2 separate regions of the Homo sapiens genome follow, and region 1 is linked to region 2. Evidence: chromatin contacts called from ENCODE Hi-C or POLR2A ChIA-PET data. All regions are on one chromosome and are shown on one strand. Each heading gives the region's core, a stretch centred on a gene start or an enhancer-like site at or near the end of the contact. The rest is flanking DNA. Distances are from core to core; before and after follow the strand shown.

Evidence for each region. A loop is a pair of places that touch in the nucleus more often than their neighbours do. ChIA-PET counts read pairs that join two places held with the same protein, here RNA polymerase II (POLR2A). Pooled maps may share reads with other maps.
Region 1: a pooled map shows a loop between it and region 2 (4-fold over the local background). The contact joins two enhancer-like sites. A Hi-C loop is called at or near these places in 1 of 168 maps with a recorded cell type or tissue (posterior vena cava), 1 of 37 single-sample maps with no recorded cell type and 3 of 50 pooled maps. POLR2A ChIA-PET finds 5 or more read pairs at or near these places in 4 of 52 experiments (AG04449, HEK293, OCI-LY7 and 1 more).

Annotation. Positions count from the first base shown.
Region 1 is chr17:2,621,209-2,627,390 of GRCh38, forward strand. All of the region lies in intron 1 of PAFAH1B1 (platelet activating factor acetylhydrolase 1b regulatory subunit 1), which reads left to right. Among named protein-coding and RNA genes, the nearest start is that of PAFAH1B1, 31 kb to the left of the region's middle. Within about 2 kb of position 3,248, at least 5 of the 41 ENCODE cell types and tissues checked have a DNase peak (open chromatin) inside an H3K27ac peak, as active enhancers do.
Region 2 is chr17:2,570,426-2,577,024 of GRCh38, forward strand. No RefSeq gene overlaps it. Among named protein-coding and RNA genes, the nearest start is that of PAFAH1B1, 20 kb to the right of the region's middle. Within about 2 kb of position 1,711, at least 2 of the 41 ENCODE cell types and tissues checked have a DNase peak (open chromatin) inside an H3K27ac peak, as active enhancers do.

The DNA.
Region 1 (6,182 bases), core at 1,998-4,497, 52 kb after region 2:
ATTCTCTCCCTCCTACCATCCTTCACCCTCCGAAAGGCCCCAGTGTGTGTGGTTTCCCTCTATGTGTCCACATGTTCTCATCATTTAGCTCCCGCTTGTAAGTGAGAACATGCGCTATTTGGCTTTGCAATCCTGTGTTAGTTTGTTAAGGATAATGGCCTCCAGTTCCATCCATGTGGAATTACTATTCTAAACATCTGGTAACTTGCAAGGTGTCATGGAACCCAGCTTATCAGGAAACATTGCTTAACAGATTCTTGAAAGCAACTGGCCTGAAAAGATACTTAGTTCTTGACTGAGAATAACTTCTGCCTTGCTTCATTGCTGCATCTGGAAAATATTTGGATTAAGAGCCATAATATATAATACGTGCTATTCAAGCATGGTAGATAATCTGTCTTTTTTTTTTTTTTTTTTTTTTTTTTTTTTTTTTTTGAGACAGGGTCACCCTCTGTTGCCCAGGCTGGAGTGCAGTGGCGTCATCTCAGCTCACTGCAACCTCTGCATCCCAGGTGTTGCCCTCCCACCTCAGCCTTCTGAGTAGCTGAGACTACAGGCGTGCGCCACTATGTCCAGCTGATTTTTGTATTTTTTAGTAGAGATGGGGTGTATGTATTCGTTCGTTTTCACGTTGCTGATAAAGGCATAACCGAAACTGGGAACAAAAAGAGGTTTAATTGGACTTACAGTTCCACATGGCTGGGGAGGCTTCAGAATCATGGCAGGAGGCGAAAGGCACCTATTACATTGTGGTGGCAAGAGAAAAATGAGGAAGAAGCAAAACCAGAAACAAGATAATCCCATCCGATCTCGTGAGACTTATTCACTATCACGAGAATAGCATGGGAAAGACCAGCCTCCATGATTCAGTTACCTCCCCCTGGGTCTCTCCTGCAACACGTGGGAATTCTGAGAGCTACAGTGCAAGTTGAGATTTGGGTGAGGACACAGCCAAACCATATCATTCCACCCCTGGTCCCTCCATATCTCATGTCCTCCCTTTCAAAACCAATCTTGCCTTCCCAGCAGTCCTGCAAAGTCTTAACTCATTTCAGCATTAACCCAAAAGTCCACAGTCCAAAGTCTTATTTGAGACAAGGCAAGTCCCTTCTGCCTATGAGCCTGTAAAATGAAAAGCAAACTAGTTACTTCCTAGATACAATGGGGGTATAGGTATTGGGTAAATGCAGCCATTCCAAATGGGAGAAATTGGCTAAAACAAAGGGGTTACAGGGCCCATGCAAGTCCAGAATCCAGCGGGACAGTCAAATTTTAAAGCTCCAAAATAATCTCCTTTGACTCCAGGTCTCAGATCCAGGTCACGCTGATGCAAGAGGTGGGTTCCCATGGTCTTGGGCAGCTCTGCTCCTGCGGCTTTGCAGGGTACGGCCTCCCTCCTGTCTGCTTTCACCGGCTGGCCTTGAGTGTCTGCAGCTTTTCCAGGCGACAGTGCAAGCTGTCGGTGGATCTACCATTCTGGGGTCTGGAAGACAGTGGCCCTCTTCTCACAGCTGGGACTCACAGTAGGGACTCGTATGGGGGGCTCTGACCCCACATTTCCCTTCAGCACTGCCTTAGCAGAGGTTCTCCATGAGGGCCCTGTCCCTGCAGCAAACTTTTGCCTGGGCATCTGGACGTTTCCATACATCTTCTGAAATCAAGTTGGAGGTTCCCAAACCTCAATTCTTGACTTCTGTGAACCCACTTGCTCAACACCACGTGGAAGCTGCCAAGGCTTGGGGCTTCCACCCTCTGAAGCCACAGCCTGAGCTGTACGTCAGCCCCTTTCAGCCACAGCTGGAGTGGCTGGGACACAGGGTACCAAGTCCCTAGGCTGCACACAGCATGGGGACCCTGGGCCCAGCTCATGAAACCACTTTTTTCTCCTGGGCCTCCAGGCCTGTGATGGGAGGGGCTGCTGCCAGGAAGTTCTCTGACATGGACTGGAGACATTTTCTCCATAGTCTTGGGGATTAACATTAGGCTCCTTGCTTCTTATGCAGATTTCTGCAGCCAGCTTGAATTTCTCCCCAGAAAATGGGTTTTTCCTTTCTTTTTTTTTTTTTTTTTTTTTTCCCTGAGAGGGAGTCTCACTCTGTCGCCCGGGCTGGAGTGCAGTGGCATGATCTTGGCTCCGCCTCCTGGATTCATGCCATTCTCTTGACTCAGCCTCCCGAGTAGCTGGGACTACAGGTGACCACCACCACACCCGGCTAATTTTTTGTATTTTTAGTAGAGACAGGGTTTCAGCATGTTAGCCAGGATGGTCTCAATCTCCTGACCTTGTGATCTACCCGCCTTGGCCTCCCAAAGTCCTGGGATTACAGGCGTGAGCCACTGCGTCTGGCCAAAAAATGTTGTTTTTTTTTCTATCATATAGTCAGGCTGCAAATTTTCTAAACTTTCATGCTCTACTTCCCCGTTTTTTTTTTTTTTAAAGATGGAGTCTTGCTCTGTCGCCCAGGCTGGACTGCAGTGGTGCGATCTCTGCTCACTGAAACCTCCACCTCCTGGGTTGAAGTGATTCTCCTGCCTCAGCCTCCAGGTAGCTGGGATCCCAGCCACAGTAGCTGGGATTAGCCACCACTCCTGGCTAATTTTTGTGTTTTTAGTAGAGATGGGGTTTCACCATGTTGGCCAGGCTGGTCTCGAAACTGCTGACTTCAGAGGATCCGCCCACCTTGGCGTCCCAAAATGCTAGGATTACAGGCGTGAGCCACTGCCCCTGGTTGCTCTGCTTCCCTTTGAAAACGAAATACTTTTCAAACACCCAGGTCACCTTTTGGATGCTTTACTGCTTAGAAATTTCTTTTGCCAGATACCCTAAATCATCTTTCTCAAGTTCAAAGTTCCACAAATCTCTAGGGCAGGGGCAAAATGCTGCCAGTCTCTTTGCTAAAACATAATAAGAGTCACCTTTGCTCCAGTTCCCAACGAACTCCTCATTTCCATCTGAGACCACCTCAGCCTGGACCTTATTGTTCATATCACCATCAGCATTTTTGTAAAAGTCATTCAACAAGTCTCTAGGAGATTCTAAACTTTCCCAGGTTTTCCTGTCTTCTGAGCCCTCCAAACTGTTCCAAACTCTGCCTGTTACCCACTTCCAAAGTCACTTCCTCATTTCCGGGTATCTTTTCAGCAATTCCGCGTTCTACTGTTACCAGTTTACTGTATTAGTTCGTTTTCTTGCTGCTGATACAGACATACCCGAAACTGGGAACAAGAAAAGGTTTAATTGGACTTGTAGTTCCACATGGCTGGGGAGGCCTCAGAATCATGATAGGAAGTGAAAGGCACTTCTTACATGTCAGGGGCAAGAGAAAAATGAGGAAGAAGCAAAAATGGAAACCCCTGATAAACCTGTCAGATCTTGTGAGACTTACTATCGCAACAATAGCACAGGAAAGACTGGCCCCGTGATTCAGTTACCTCCCGCTGGGTCCCTTCCGTAACACATGGGAATTCTGGGAGATACAAGTCAAGTTGAGATTTCTGTGGGGACGCAGCCAAACCATATCACCTGGTTTCTCTGTGTTGCCCAGGCTAGTCTTGAACTCCTGGGCTCAAGCGATCTGCATGCCTCGGTCCATCAAAATATTGGAATTACAGGCTTGAGCCACTGTGCCCGGCCTCTGCTGACCTTTTAAATAAAGCTTTGGCAAGTGACAGTTTGAGGTTAGGAACCATTGATAATTGATGAATTACCGGATAAGTCTTTATTTCTTCCTTCTACATCTGATAATAAATCCGATGATTTCCATTTTCATGTCATTGCGCCTCTACTGTTAACATATAATTATTTATACTTTCTATTTTTTTTTTTTTAACTCTTCCACTTTCTCTTTTTGTGGTGGGGTACTTACCCTAGCAATAAACACATTGTTGTCTTAGATGCTGCATTGGATAGCAGATACGTGGATATAGTATTAGACTAGAGAATGCTTAAGAATTCTGCATTCCAAAAGCATACTAAAGCCTCTGTTTCTAGTGCTTAAGCAACAGTGTCCTTGATATCAGTCTAAGAAAGTCTGGATATTGACATGCAAATGAAAAAATCAGACTCTTTGAATTTTGTTTGTCATATATGCAAGTAGCTTAAAAGAATATTGGAATACTGCCAAAATACATTTCAAAAATATTAAATCTTCTTATTCGTTATTTTGACTTTGGAAAGATTTGTGAACCCCCTTAAAATACATGCAATATTTTGTTTATTTTCATATGTGCTTCTTTGAGAGGAAAGATCTTAGCTTTCATTATATTCTCAAAGGAGTCCAGTAACCTCAAAAAAGGTTAAGAACTTCTATACCAGGTAGTATGAAAATATTGCCTGATTTATTTGTACTGTTGGTTAATGTAGATTGTTCGTTGCAAAATATTCTAAACTCTTTCTTTAAAAAATGTTTACTCCATTTAAGAACCATTTATTAGAGGCTGGGCATGGAGGCTCTTTCCTGTAATCTCAGCACTTTGGGTGGCCGAGGTGACAGAATCGCTTGAGCCCAGGAATTAAAGACCAGCCTAGGCAACATAGCGGGACCCCGTCTCTAGCGGAGGTTGGGGGTAAAAAGAAAAAATTAGCTAGGCATGGTGGCATGCATCTGTTGTCCCAGCTACTCAGGAGGCTAAGGTAGGAGGATCTCTTGAGCCTAGGAGTTAGAGGCTGCAGTGAGCTATGATCGATCATGCCATTGCTCTCTAGCCTGAGTGACAGAGTGAGGACCCTGTCTCAAGAAAAACAGAAAAACGTTAATAAAAGCCAGGCGTGGTGGCTCATGCCTGTAATTCCAGCACTTTGGGAGGCCAAGGCAGGTGGATCACTTGAGGTCAGGAGTTGGGAACCAGCCTGACCAACATGGTGAAACCCTGTCTCTACTAAAAATACAAAAAAATTTAGCTAGGCATAGTGGTATGCACCTGTAATACCAGCTACTCGGGAGGCTGAGGCAAAACAATCGCTTGAACCCAGGAGGCAGAGGTTGCAGTAAGCCGAGATCACGCCACTGCACTCCAGCCTGGGCGACAGTGAGACTCCGTCTCAAAAAAAAAAAAAATTATTTCTGTTTTCATGTGGTATTTTGCGATTATGTGTTAACCATTAAAAGGCAACTGGAAAGGTAAAATTGTATTCTTAAAATAAGTATGATAACTCAATCATATACTTGTGCTTTCTGATAGCAAAAATACATGTTAAAGGTTGGAAAGGTTAAAGTTAGAAAATTCACAGGCTGAAATAATCTGAGTTAAAGGGTGCCTTAGATGTTAGCTACTATGTAGAAAATTTAGATTAATTACTCAGGTTATAGAGTTGATGACAAACTTGAACCGGCATCACCTTTCTTCCCCCCCCCCCCCCCCCCGAGGCGGAGTCTTGTTCTGTCGCCCAGAGCTGGAGTGCAGTGGCGCGATCTTGGCTCACTGCAACCTCTGACTCCCTGGTTCAAGCAATTCAACTGCCTCAGCCTCCCAAGTAGCTGGGATTACATGCGCGTGCCACCAAGCCCGGCTAATTTTTGTATTTTTAGTAGAGATAGGGTTTCACCATATTGGCCAGGCTGGTCTTGAAGTCCAGATCTTGTGATCTGCCCGCATCGACCTCCCAGAGTGCTGGGATTACAGTCGTGAGCCACCCCGCCTGGGTGCAATTTTTTATATGTTTGTTGGCCATTTGTATATCTTCTTTTGAGAATTGTCTCTTCATGTCCTTAGCCAACTTTTTGATGGGATTGTTTGTTTTTTCTTACTGACTTGTTTGAGTTCATTGTAGATTCTGGATATCAGTCCTTTGTCAGATGTATAGATTGTGAAGATTTTCTCCCACCCTGTGGGTTGTCTGTTTACTCTGCTGATTGTTCCTTTTGCCATCCAAAAGCTCTTCAGTTTAATTAGGTCCCAGCTATTTATCTTTGTTTTTATTGCATTTGCTTTTGGGTTCTTGGTCATGAGATCCTTGCCTAAGCCAATGTCTAGAAGGGTTTTTCCAGTGTTACCTTCTAGAATTTTTAGTTTCAGGTCTTAGGTTTAAGTCCTTAATTCATCCTGAGTTGATTTTTGTATAAGGTGAGAGATGAGGATCCAGTTTCATTTTCCTGTATGTGGCTAGCCAGTTATCTCAGCACTATTTATTGAAAAGGGTGTCCTTTCCCTACTTTATGTGTTTGTTTGCTTTGTTGAAGATC
Region 2 (6,599 bases), core at 461-2,960:
GGGAGGCTGAGGTAAGAAAATCGCTTGAACCCATGAGGCAGAGGTTGCAGTGAGCCAAGATCGCACCACTGCACTCCAGCCTGGGCAACAAGAGCAAACTCTGTGTTAAAAAAAAAAAAAAAGAAAAAGAAAAAGAAAAAGAAATCAAAAAGAAAAAAAAAACCATACACACAAAACAGGAGTATGTTTTTTACTACACCTATGTTTCCAAGAAACACATAATGGTGGGTGTTTATGTGGGAGGGGAAGGGGAATGTGGACCAAGAGTAAGGGTGGGGTTCAAATGAATGGGAGACCGTGAAAGACCATGGGCACCATGAGTGGATGAACCTGATGAGCTCAACTCTCCGCACACAAGACAGCCGCAGCCCCCAGTAGCCTTTTTCATGCAATTTCAGCAAAAACCTCAGTGGAATTTCTGGAGGACTTTGCAATATAATTCTAAAGATTTTCTGGAAGAATACATTATGAAAGAAAAATTTGAAAACTTTGAAAAAGAAGATCATCTATCCGTGACTTGGCCTACCAGATAATAGAATGTATAAATAATGCAGCAGTCACTAGAACAGTATGCTATGTGCACACTGGAATGGACAGAAGAATCAATAGAAGAGAAAAAACGGGCAGAAATAGACCTCAAAAATTATCAAAAGCTATTAGATATTAAGAGTGGCGTCAATCGGCCAGGCACCAAAGCTCACGCCTGTAATCCCAGCGCTTTGGGAGGCCAAGGTGTGTGGATCACTTGAGGTCAGGAGTTTGAGACCAGCCTGGCCAACATGGCAAAACCCCATCTCTACTGAAAATACAAAAATTAGCCAGGCATGTGGTGGTGCACACCTGTAGTCCCAGCTACTCAGGAGGCTGAGGCAGAAGAGTTGCTTGAACCCGGGAGGCGGAGGTTGCAGTGAGCGGAGACCGAGCTACTGCACTCTAGCCTGGGTGACAGAGCGAGACTCGGTCTCAAGAAAAAATAAAAAAATAATATACAAAAAATTAGTCGGGCATGGTGGCATGCACCTGTAATCCTAGCTACTCAGGAGGCTGAGGCAGGAGAATCGCTTGAATCCAGGAAGCGGAGGCTGCAGTGAGCCAAGACTGTGCCACTGCACTCCAGCCTGGGCAACAAGAGTGAAACTCTGTCTCAAAAAAAAAAAAAAAATTGTGGCATCAACCAGTGGGGGAAAGGCTGAATTGACAAATGATACCAGAAAAAATGACTAAAAATTTGAGAGTAAAGGTAGAAAAATACAGAGCAATGATTAAGACCCTTGAAAGTAAGATGGGGCAACATAGGGAGACCCCATCTCTACGAATAATCTTTAAAAAACTAACCAGGCTTGGTGGCACACACCTGTGGTCTCAGCTACTCAGGAGGCTGAAGTGGAAGATCAACTGAGCCTGGGAGGTTGAGGCTTCAGTGACCTATGATCGTGCCCCTGCACTCCAGCCTAGGTGACAGAGGAGACGCTGTCACACATACACACACAAAGACCTTTGAAAGTAAACAGACTTGGGGTTTGAATGCCAGTTTTGCCACTGATTAGCTGTGTAAATTGCAGGCAAGATCCTTAACTTCCCAAAGCCTAATTTCTCCCATATTTAAAAGCAAGGTAATAAAAATGACTACCTCACATGATTATGAGGATTAAAAGGGATAATGAGTATACAAAAGTAAAACCACGGTGCCTATTACACAGAATGTGCCTCATACAAGTTAGTTATTTTTATGTCTACTCTGTACCACATGCAAAGTAAGGTGCAAAATGAAACCATAAATGTTCTAGAAAGAAAATGAGTACTATTATGATTGTGGGTGGTAGAGGACTTCCTAAATATGGCCCTAAGGGTGGAAAACAGGAAGGAAAAGATAATAGTTCTGACTACCAAAACAAAACAAAAAGCCCACCACATTCTTTTTCTTTTGAGACAGGGTCTCGCTCTGTAGCCCAGGCAGTGCAGCAGCAAGATCTCAGCTCACCCACAGGTTCCTCCTCTCAGGTCTGAGCAATTCTCCCGCGTCAGACTCTGGAGTACCTGGGAGATTTTTGCTTTTTTTTTTTTTTTGAGACGGAATTTCACTCGTCACCCAGGCTGGAGTGCAATGGCGCAATCTTGGCTCACTGCAACCTCCACCTCCCGGGTTCAAGTGATTATTCTGCCTCAGCCTCCTGAGTAGCTGGGATTACAAGCACCCGCCACCACGTCCGGCTAATTTTTGTATTTTCAGTAGACATGGGGTTTCACCATGTTGGCCAAGCTGGTCTCGAACACCTGACCTCAGGTGATCCACCCACCTCGTCCTCCCAAAGTGCTGGGATTATAAGTGTGAGCCAACGCGCCCAGCCCTAATTTTTGCATTTTTGTAGAAACAAGGTTTTACCATGTTGGCCAGTCTGGTCTCAAACTCCTGGCCTCAAGTGATTCACCTGCCTTGGCCTCCCAAAGTGCTGGGATTACAGGCATCAGCCACCACATCTGGCTCACCATGCTTTTTGGTGCCAAAATCTCTTCACAAAGTCGAAACACAAATGGCAAACTGGGGGAAATGCTTGCAACATATGTAATAGACAAATGGTTTATGGTCTCTTACTAATCTATGAGGAAAAGGTGGATACGACAATAGAAAAATGCACCAAGAACATTGACAAATAAACAGGCTGGGCGTGACAGCCCCACGCCTGTAAACCCAACACTTTGAGAGCCCACAGCAAGTGGATTGCTTGAGTCCAGTAGTTCGAGACCAGCTTGGGCAACATGGCAAAACCCCGTCTCTACCAAAAACAAAAAACAAAACAAAAAAACATAAACAAAAAAGAGGTTACAAATATATAAATGGGGGGGATGGCGGGGCGTGGTGGCTCACGCCTGTAATCCCTTTGGGAGGCACTTTGGGAGGCCGAGGCGGGCGGATCACCTGAGGTCGGGAGTTTGAGACCAGCCTGACCAACATGGTGAAACCCCATCTCTACTAAAAATACAAAATTAGCCGGGCATGGTAGCACACGCCTGTAATCCCAGCTACTCGGGAGTCTGAGGCAGGAGAATCGCTTGAACCTGAGAGGCAGAGGTTGCAGTGAGCCAAGATTGCGCCATTGCACTCCAGCATGGGCAACAAGAGTGAAACTGTGTCTCAAAAAAAAAAAACAATAAAAAAAAATTAATGAGGAGGGACGTTCGACCTCCCTAATAAAGAATATAAATGAAAAGAAATCCCATTTATCAAATATTAAATTAGTACAATACGTTTTTATGATACTATTTCATTTCACTAAGCATACTTTTGTTTTGTTTTGTTTTTGAGGTGGAGTCCCCCTCTGTCACCAGGCTGGGGTGCAGTGGTGCGATCTCAGCTCACTGTAACTTCCAACTCCCAGGTTCAAGCGATCCTCCTGCCTCAGCCTCCTGAGTAGCTGGGACTACAGGTGTGCACCACCATGCCCACCTAATTTTTTGTATTTTTAGTAGAGACGGGGTTTCACCACATTGGCCAGGATGGTCTCCATCTCTTGACCTCGTGATACACCCACCTCAGCCTCCCAAAGTGCTGGGATTACAAGCGTGAGCCACCGTGCCCCACCTTGTTTTTCTTTTTTGAGACAGAGTCTCGCTCTGTCACCCAGGTTGGAGTGCAGTGGTGCGATCTTGGCTCACTGCAAACTCTGCCTCCCGGGTTGACGCCATTCTCCTGCCTCAGCCTCCCGAGTAGCTGGGACTACAGGCACCTGCCACCATGCCCGGCTAATTTTTGGTATTTTTAGTAGAGACGGGGTTTCACTGTGTTTGCCAGGATGGTCTCGATCTCCTGACCTGGTTATCTGCCCGCCTCGGTCTCCCAAAGTGCTGGGATTACAGGCCTGAGCCACCGCGCCCGGCAATTTGTTTATTTTTAGTAGAGACAGAGTCTGGTCATGTTGCCCACACTCATCTTGAAATCCTGGGCTTAAGTGATCCTCCCGCTTTGACCTCCCAATACGCCAGAATTATAGGTGCCCGGCCTTATTCCTTTTTATGACTGAATAATATTCCATTGTATGTATTAATATATATCATATTTTTGTGGTGGCATGCACCTGCTACTTGGGAGGCTGAGGCAGGAGAATCACTTGAACTTGGGAGGTGGAGGTTGCAGTGAGCCGAGATCACGCCGCTGCTCTCCAGCCTGGGCGACAGGGTCAGACTCTGTCTCAGAAAAAAAAAAAGAAAAAAAAAGGAAAATAATATATACCACATTTTGTTTATGCATTCATCTTCAATGGACATTTGAGTTGTTTCCAGCTTTTGGCTATTGTGAATAATGCTACTGTTTGAGTCCTGGCTTTCAACTCTTTTGGCTATACACCTGGCTGTAGAATTGCTGGACCATATGTTTATTCTGTGTTTAACTTTTTGAGAAACTGCCAAACTTGTTTTTGTTTTAAATGTCAGGTTTATTAAGAAATGATTTACATGCAGTAAAATTCACTTTTTAGGTATACAGTTCTATGAGTTTTTTTTTTTTCTTTTTTTTTTTGAGACAGTTTCACTCTTGTTGAGCAGGCTGGAGTGCAATGGCACGATCTCAGCTCACCGCAACCTCTGCCTCCCAGGTTCAAGGGATTCTCCTGCCTCAGCCTCCTGAGTAGCTGGGACTACAAGCATGTGCCACCACGCCCGGCTAATTTTGTATTTTTAGTAGAGACAGGGTTTCTCTATGTTTGTCAGGCTGGTCTCAAACTCCCAACCTCAGGTGATCTGCCCGTCTCGGCCTCTCAAAGTGCTGGGATTACAGGTGTGAGCCACCGCACCCAGTCAGTTCTATGAGTTTTGCCCAATACAGGCAGTTGTATAACTGTCACCACAATCAAAATATAGTATAGCTCGGCCAGGCATGGTGGCTCACACCTGTAATCCCAGCACTTTGGGAGGCCACGGTGGGTGGATCACCTGACATCAGGAGTTTGAGACCAGCCTGGCCAACAGGCAAAACCCCATCTCTACAAAATACAAAAATTAGCCGGGCATGGTGGTGGGCGCCTGTAGTCCCAGCTACTTTGGAGCCTGAGGCAGGAGAATCGTTTGAACCCGTGGGGCAGAGGTTGCAGTGAGCCGAGATTGTGCCATTGCACTCCAGCCTGGGCGACAGGGCAAGACCCTGTCTCAAAAACAAACAAACAAACAAAAAGATATAGTATAACTCCATTCCCCAAAAGTTCTCTGTGCTCCTTTGTACTTCACCGTCTGCCCTTACCCCTTGGCAACTACTGACCTGATTTCTGTCCTTACAATTTTTTGTTTTTTAGTCGGAATCTTGCTGTGTTGCCCGGGCTGGAGTACAGTGGTGCAATCTTGGCTCACTACAACCTCCGCCTCCTGGGGTCAAGTAATCCTCCCACCTCAGCCTTTCAAGTAGCTAGGACGACAGGTGCGTGCCACCACACCCAGATAATTTTTGTATTTTTTGTAGAGACAGGGTTTCACTATGTTGCCCAGGCTGGTCTTGAACTCCCAGGCTCAAGTGATCCTCTCGTCTTGGCCTCCTAAAATACTGGGATTATAGTCATGAGCCACTACGCCCAGCCTGCCCCTATAATTTGATTTTTCCAGAATGTTATATAAATGGAACCACTGGAGCTTGGCTTCTTTCATTCAGCACAATGTATCTGAGGTTCATCCAAGGGAGTGCAGTAATCATTTGCTCCTTTTACTGCAGTATAGTATTCCATTGTATGACTGCACTACGTGTACTTATCCATTCACCAGTTGATGAACATCCATTTTAAAATTTTTTTTCGAGACAGGGTCTTGCTCTGTCACCCAGGCTGGAGTGCAGTGGTGCGATCTCGGCTTACTGCAACCTCTACCTCTTGAGTTCAAGCGATCCTCCCACCTCAACCTCCTGAATAGCTGGGATTAAAAGTGTGCGCCGCCACACCCAGCTCATTTTTGTATTTTTAGTAGAGACGGGGCTTCGCCATGTTGGCCAGGCTGGTCTCGAACTCCTAACATCAAGTGATCCGCCCGCATGAGCCACCACGCCTGGCCTGTAAAGCAATCTTGTGTCTCTGCTGCCCCCGCCCTGCTACAGTCCTTTTCTCTCTGCATATCTGCTTTTATTTTCTCCCCTGTGCTCCACTTCACAAGCGGAATATGGCTGCTGTGTAGCTCCCAGTCCACATGTTAAAATCCCAGCCACCTTCGAACTGATTCGCTGCTTCTCAGTCCAATCCTAAATTCCCAGTGATCATCTGAGTTGGGGCTGTGGTCCATGCCATGCAGCCATGGCCAGGGAGGCAGAGTCAGATAGAAGCAAAATGGCTCCCAAGAACCCACTCTAGTGATGTAATCTGTGGGTATGCTTCCCAGAGAAAAGACGTGGCTACGAGGCTGGGGAAATAACCCAAAACATAAAGCAAATCCGTTTATTGCTCTGATATTTGGACTATTTGAAGTTCAGGATATTTTTTTATTTTTTATTTTTATTTTTATTTATTTATTTATTTATTTTGTGATGGAGTCTCATTCTGTCACCCAGGTTGGAGTGCAGTGGCGTGATCTCAGCTCACTGCAACCTCTGCCTCCTGGGTTCAAGCGATTCTCCTGCCTCAGCCTTCCGAGTA